2 separate regions of the Homo sapiens genome follow, and region 1 is linked to region 2. The links are chromatin contacts, found by POLR2A ChIA-PET in ENCODE. All regions are on one chromosome and are shown on one strand. Each heading gives the region's core, a stretch centred on a gene start or an enhancer-like site at or near the end of the contact. The rest is flanking DNA. Distances are from core to core; before and after follow the strand shown. Region 1 holds the start of SLC25A33 (solute carrier family 25 member 33). Region 2 has its middle 21 kb from the start of LINC02606.

What was found. ChIA-PET counts read pairs that join two places held with the same protein, here RNA polymerase II (POLR2A).
Region 1: POLR2A ChIA-PET joins it to region 2 with 10 read pairs in Caco-2. The contact joins the promoter of SLC25A33 here to the enhancer-like site in region 2. POLR2A ChIA-PET finds 5 or more read pairs at or near these places in 3 of 52 experiments (Caco-2, H1 and HepG2).

The regions. Positions count from the first base shown.
Region 1 is chr1:9,537,406-9,541,117 of GRCh38, reverse strand. SLC25A33 (solute carrier family 25 member 33) reads right to left here and starts at 1,653. Exons shown (of 7, transcript NM_032315.3): 1 at 1,371-1,653. The coding sequence starts at 1,426. RefSeq lists enhancers at 798-927, 1,594-1,888 and silencers at 998-1,357, 1,378-1,897.
Region 2 is chr1:9,448,106-9,451,663 of GRCh38, reverse strand. No RefSeq gene overlaps it. Among named protein-coding and RNA genes, the nearest start is that of LINC02606, 21 kb to the right of the region's middle. Within about 2 kb of position 2,208, at least 10 of the 41 ENCODE cell types and tissues checked have a DNase peak (open chromatin) inside an H3K27ac peak, as active enhancers do.

The DNA.
Region 1 (3,712 bases), core at 404-2,903, 90 kb before region 2:
CCCAGCTACTCGGGAGGCTGAGGCAGGAGAATCGCCTGAATCCGGGAGGCGGAAGTTGCAGTGAGCCCAAAGATCGCACCACTGCACTCCAGCCTGGGCGACAGAGGAAGACTCCCTCTCAAAAAAAAAAAGGAAGTCTCAATGGAGACATGGAGGGAAGGGTTGCAAGGGAATGAATGACAGGGAAGAGATGAATGAGAAACTCTTCCAATCTATGAAGACCCACCGAAGTTTTTGGTTAAAGTAACCTGGTGACTGCCCACAATACAAGTACAAAAAAAGCTCAGGGACGCTTTCATCAGTCATCTTCCAAGATAAGTTTCTCAACCATTGTTTGTTGTAAGGAACATATCCAGGTAGGAATCCAGGCTGCAACTACTCAAGCCAAGATGATCATCCCAGAATAAACTATTTTATGCAAAATATCCTACACTCAAAAATTCCTGTGCCAGGCCGATGAGGTCCTCAAATTAATACTCCAAATATCTGTAAGACTCCGAAAGGACCCCAAGCCACCGGCTGTGATAAAGGAAAAAAGAAAATTACTAATACTCAAAAATATTTTACCTTCTATTCTCGGCGGGAGGTGACAAGGGGAGGTGGCGAGGGGTACCATCTCCCTTCCTAACCGCAGAACTCAACCTCCTAAAAATGCATTGTCTCCGCTGGAAAAAAGGTGCCTGACCATAGACCTAATGCAGCTTTCAAAACAAGGAACACCTTACAATTCTGCGGTCTCTGGCGTTGGAAGCGTCTACCAGCCGGCGAGAAGTGTCTCAACACACCTTCCAGACCTCATATGAGTTCGGGTCCCTGGCTTAGCCACCCCGCGTGTGGCCGCAAGCATCACCGTTCACCAGCACCACCCAGGCCTTGCTGACGTCCAACGTCCGCAGACCTTTTTGCCCGTCCGGATGACCTCCCGCGCTGCCCTGAGGAACCTCGGGCACACCCGAGCATCAGCGATCCTACCACGGGCTCTGAGGCGCTGCGCTTCGGGAGAGGCCCCAGGAGAAGGGGGCGGGGGAGGGGGGGCCGCGCCACAGCGTCCAGGCTGGACCGCCGCCGAGCACCACTCACCGGCCACTGACTCTTCAGAATGGGGAAAAGCTGGGGACGCCGCGGGGAGGACGGGCGGCGGGGCACAGCCGCCCTCGGGGCTGCGGTCAGGACGTAGGGGTGAGGAAGGCCCGACCCCCTCCCTCGGCCCTGCCCACCAGTCCCCGACGCCGGGACTTCCTCCTCCCGAGCGCCGGCGCCGTAGCCCGGGGAAGGCCGGTAACCGCCGCGGGAGGCTGGGGCCGCGCCCGGGGCGAAGGCCGAGGGGACCGCAGGCGGTGGGGCGCGCGCGGCTGGGCCCGGGAACTCACCCGCCGGCGAAGAGGTGAAGCAGCGTGTTCTCCTTCTGCTGGCCGCCCGTCGCCATGGCCGCGCCGGCTCCGCGGCCCGTCGCCGCCCGGTGGCGAGAGCGCGTGGCGGCTCGAGGGATGCGCGAGGTCGCCGGGTCTTGTCTCCCCGCTGCCCTCAGGGGGCTGCCGGCAACGCCTCCATGCGCGCGCGGGCTCCAACGCCCGGCTCTGCTCGGCCCGCGCCTTCCGCGGCGTGGCCGCCGGCGCCTCACCGGCCTCTGCGGCGCGAGCCCGGCGGGGAGCTAGAGCCCGGCGCGCGGCCGTCACGTGGCGGGGGCCGGACCGTGACGTCACGGGCGCGCGAGTCTGGGGCGGGGCGTGACGGGGGTGTGGACCCAAATTTCGAGCGCTCATTGGTTAGGACGCGGATGTGGGCGGGGAGGTTGCGCAGTTCTGGGGCGGAGCCAGCCCCGAGCGAATGACTGGGGAGAGGGGCTGGCCTAGGCCGGAGCGTGGAGGCAGTGGAAACTGGCTGTGACTGACTGGTCCTCGCTCCTCAGAGAAGCCTCGCGAGGCCCTAGGCCTTGCCTTATTTTAAAAGTTTACTTTGTGATATTTACGTGTGCAAAAGGTGTACAAATTACGTGTTACATCTCACACCTCTGTACTCACCACCCCGTTTAGGGAAACAAAAACATAATCTAAAAATCTATAATCTAAACAGCCTTAGATAATCAGTGAGGCCCTCACGGTGGCTCACGCCTGCAATCTCAACACTTTGGGAGGCCGAGGCGGGCGGGCGGATCGCCTGAAGCCAGGAGTTACAGACCAACCTGTCCAAGACGGCGAAACCGTGTCTCTACTAGAAATACAAAAGTTAGCCGGACGAGGCGGCGCACCCCTGTCATCCCAGCTACTTGGGTGGCTGAGGCTGGATAATCGCTTGAGCCCGGGAGGCGGGGGCTGCAGTGAGCCAAGATCTTGCCACTGCACTCCAGCCTGGACGACAAAGCGAGACTCTGTCTCAAATAATTAATAATCATTATCATTATGTGGATTTTTGATCTCCCTATAAGTAGTAGTATATGCTGCGTATATTTTGCAGTATGCTTTTTGCTTCTTTTCTGATCATCTCCAGCCCAGACCTAGATATCCAAACTGCTTCTCTCAGCCTATGTCACTGGGTCATTGTCATACTCAACCTGACATCTTCTAATCTCCAGGTCTCCCCCAGATGGAGACTTTCCTGGCCGCCTTTGCAGCGCAGTCTGTCACACGACTATAGAACCAGGGCTTCTGCAGTTAGTTTGTTGATTTATTTAAGTTGTCCTTCCCATACAGGAATGTAAGCTTCAGGAGAGCAGGGACCTTATTTCTTTTGTTCACAGTTGTTCCTGACACAGTACCTGCCACCTAGTAATGCCCAAGGAGCTAATGAATAAAGGTCCCAAATTGAACTTATCATTCTTCCCCTCCCCCAAACCTGCTCTACCTCTATTTCCTGTCCTGGCAGTGACACCACTGACTGCACAGGCACCAGTGCCAGAAGCTTTCCTGTTACCTTGGACTATGTCTCTCTGTCTGTCTCTCTCTCAGCAGACCACCATTCACCTGCAGAACGTACCAACCCTTTCTCTTCCGTCTCTCAGAGCTCCGGAAAGCTGTACCTTGACCAGAACAAGCAGTTAGATGTCCTGTGTGTAAACATAGAGAGCTTAAGTAGGAGGGAATTGTGTGGAAACGTGGGAGCTAGCCAGCCAATCTGTATTTGATTGCTGGGACTCTTTAAATAAAAACAGCTCTTAGGAGCAGTCCTCCAAAATGCAAATACAGTGGTTACTATTAAAGCCATTGCTCCCAGGCCTAGGAGAAGGGGAAGCCATACTAGGGCATGAGATATCTGAGAAAAAGAAGTAAAGAAAACCCAGCACAGTGGCCCACTCCTGTCATCCCAGCACTTTGGGAGGCTGAGAAGAGTGGATGACTTGAGTCTAGTAGCTCAAGACCAGCCTGGATAACGTGGCAAAACCCTGTCTCTACAAAAGAAAAAAAAAAGTAAAAATAAATAATTTTTTATTTTTATTATATGTTTTTTTTAATTTTTATTTATTTATTTTGAGATGGAGTCTTGCTCTGTCACCCAGGCTGGAGTGCAGTGGCACGATCTCGTCTCACTGCAACCTCTGCCTCCCGGGTTCAAGCAATTCTCCTGCCTCAGCCTCCTGAGTAGCTGGGATTACAGGCATGCACCACCACACTGGGCTAATTTTTGTATTTTTAGTAGAGACAGGGTTTCACCATGTTGGTCAGGCTGGTCTCAAACTCCTGACCTCGTGATCCGCCCACCTCAGCCTCCCAGAGTG
Region 2 (3,558 bases), core at 959-3,458:
CAGGCATTTGGGAAGAGAGAGAAGAAAGAAGGAATATAGGCAGCCCGTGGGTGGGGCCAGAATCCAGTTGACAGAAATGGCTTGAGGAGATTTAAGAACAGGACAAGGTGAATATTCCATTTTAAGTTATTTGTGTTTGTAAATACCCTCTGTATCCTCAGACCTTCAGCAAAGGCTGTGATGCACAGAGACGTCTTTTGTTGTCATTGTTACTATTACTTGCTGATACGGTTTGGCTGTGTCCCCACCCAAACCTCATCTTGAATTGTAGCTCCCATGATTACCACGTGTTGTAGGAGGGACCCGGTAGGAGGTAATTGAATTATGGGGGCAAGTCTTTCCTGAGCTGTTCTCATGACAGTGAATATTATGAGATCTGATGGTTTTCTAAAGGGCCTCACGAGGTCTGACGGTTTTATAAACGGGAAGTTCCCCTGCACAAGCTCTCTTTTTGCCTGCCTCCACGTAAGACATGACTTTTGCCTTCTGCCATGATTGTGAGGCCTCCCCAGCCATGTGGAACTGTGAGTCCATTAAACCTCTTTCCTTTCTAAATTATCCAGTTTTGGATATGTCTTTATCAGCAGCGTGAAAATGGGCTAATACACTTAATTTTCTTTTCTTTTCTTTTTGAGACGGAGTCTTACTCTGTCGCCTCAGCTGGAGTATAGTGGCTCGATCCTGGCTCACTGCAACCTCCACCTCCTGGGTTCAAGTGATTCTCCTGCCTCAATCTCCCAAGTAGCTGGGATTACAGGCCCCCACCACCACACTTAGCTAATTTTTGTATTTTAAGAGAGACAGGGTTTTGCCATGTTGGCCAGGCTGGTCTCGAACTCCTGACCTCAAGTGATGCCCCTGCCTCGGCCTCCCAAAGAGCTGGGATTACAGGTGTGAGCCACTGTGCCTGGCCAATACACATAATTTTCAAATAGAAGGAAAGAGGTGACACCCAGTTTGGGTTGAGGCTGGCATGGAGATGAAGCTACAGGCACAGGCTCAGACAGGATCAGAGCAGGGACAGGGCAAGGCTGGGCTCCAGGGCAGGTGGCAGCCAGGAGAAGAAGCCTTGGGGAGGCTTGGACCTGCTCCAGGGTCTGGGTGCGCTTGAACCCCTCTGGAAGGAGATGATGTCTACGGCTGCCGTCAGGCATGCAGGAATCTGCCTGGACCTGTTTTGAGGTCGGGGCCCTGAGAAAGGCCTGCCACACTTAGTGATCTTAGTGACCGTCTCATCTCATGGACAGTCTGGAGACAGAGATGCCACATGTGGGTCTGCTCCTTCAACAAGCACTTACGGAGCAATGACCGTGTCAGGTATGGTGCCGCAGGGCATGGGGACACAGGGAGAAACCTGCTCACAGATCCACAGTTCTCGTTGCTTCCTAGAATAAGAATCCCTTTCCTCCCTAGAAACCTTTACCAGCTCCTCCTGCCTAAAGGTGAAGTCTACCAAAGTCCACATTCCTGAGTGTGGAAGGTGATCCTTTGCAGCCTGGCCCCAGCTCACCTGTTCAGCCTCCTCCTCCGACACCCTCAGGAAACCCCCTGCCTTCTGGCCCCATCTAATGCATCTTGATGTTCCCAGAATGCATCAGGTAGGCAGCAAAGCCTCTGTTCCCTCTGCTCTTTTCCCCTGGACCTCCCCCACCCATCCGTCAAAGCCAAGTGAGCCATCACTGGCCGTGTGGCTCATCTTGACTTCTCCTTCCCTCTTGCCACCCCACCACTGTCCCCAGGCCCAATAGCCGCCACCATGCGGCTGTTACTGGGCTCCCATGGGGTCTCGGCCTGCAGGGATGGAGTGGGTCATCACAAGTGGTTTTCCTGCACCATCATAAGAGGTGGGCCTTGTCTTATTTATCTCAGTGTCCACCCAGCGCCTGGCACAGTCCACATCTCCTGGATTGAGCTGTTAAGGCAGTGAGGACGGGGAACACGCTCATGTAAGGATGTGGGGTACCTTCTCCAGTGTTGAGAGGACAGGAACATCAGTTATGGCTGCGGCTTCCTTTCTGGCTAACTTTCATCCAGCTCCCAGTAGAAATAGCTCCCTTTGCCCATATCAGAAAACATCTGCTCCCACTAGCTGCCCAGTCATGTACCAACACTATAAATATCCTGGCTGGGTCTCCCCTGCCTTGGCAAAGGGACCAAGAGAACTTGGAAAGAGTGAGCCCCAAGCGAGATGAGGGTGGCGGGAGTGAAGAAGCAGAAATTGCCCAATCTCCCTCTTCTGACGCCCCCAGGCACAGGCTAACAAGGCTTCCCACGTGGGCTCAGACCCCCCCTCCCGCCCCCGCCACCCGCAGGATTCCTGGGAATTCGACAGAGACAGATAAGCATCAGCTACTTTTGGTCTGGTGATTTTCAACAAGATTGTCTGGTGCAAAGACCCAGTTCATCTCTCACCAGCCGATACGTAGTTTGGAACTCAGTCTGAGCCAATCTTCCCAGTTCCAGCAGGATGCCTGCAGGATGGAAAATGACAGGGGAAAAGAGTTGCTTTATGTGCACATTTTAAAAGGAACCATGTAATTCTATGCTCCTTGAAGCTACTTCTTATTTAATAAACTGAAGATCTAAATTCCAAGTAGTATTTTGCTCTAGAACATGCACAGATTTCCAAGGAGGTTAGCGTTTGGGAGAAGAGACCAGAGAAATACTCAGGTTTCATCTAAAAATACAACTGTTCCCCCCACCCCGTGGGGATCACACGCCATGTTTGTGAAACTGGCGTGTGACACAGCAGGTTTGTGGCTACAGCAGAAGGAAACCTCTTCTTTATTCTCCAGGGAATATTCAACACTAACATTGCTGGGTGGGGTGGGGGCTGGTTTGCCCCCAGTCCTAAGATGAAATCTCTCACAGCCATGTGACCTTCCAGCAGCTCTTGGATAAGAAAAATCCTCCGGTCACTTCAAGTCCACAGTGCTCTGTTTGTGACAGGGACCCCTTGAAGTTAAAATTCTTCCCAGCCAGTAGCCTTCCTGTCTGCCGGCCTCCCTCCCACTCCCTGGGCTGCCTGGACTCCTGCAGGGTGAAGTGGGAGGAGGGGCGGTACCCCTGTCAGCCCCCACCATCATTTCCTTTGGCTGTGTAAATATTTCAAGCGAATTTTTCTCCTGTGAGGGGCTGAAGCATTCCTTGGAGACTTCCTGGAAGCTGGGGTGTTGCTCACTTGAGGGGGTGAGGACATCTTCAGCGGACGCCTGGGTTCCCTGGCTCAGCCATTTCTCCTGGTGGCCCCCCTGGGCAGTTCCTTCTCAGGGTCCGTGTCCAGTCCATGGGAAGCACTCATGCATCCTTTGTCCCAGGAGGTGGCACTCTCCCCAGGGAAGCCACCTTTCCTTGTTCTTTTTTTGTTTGTTTGTTTTTGAAACAGAGTCTCGCTCTGTTGCCCAGGCTGAAGTGCAGTGGCACGATCTCGGTTCACTGCAACCTCTGCCTCCCGGGTTCAAATGATCCTCATGCCTCAGCCTTCCTAGTAGCTGAGATTACAGGTGTGCACTGCCACACCTGGCTAATTCTTGTATTTTTGTAGAGATGGGGTTTTGC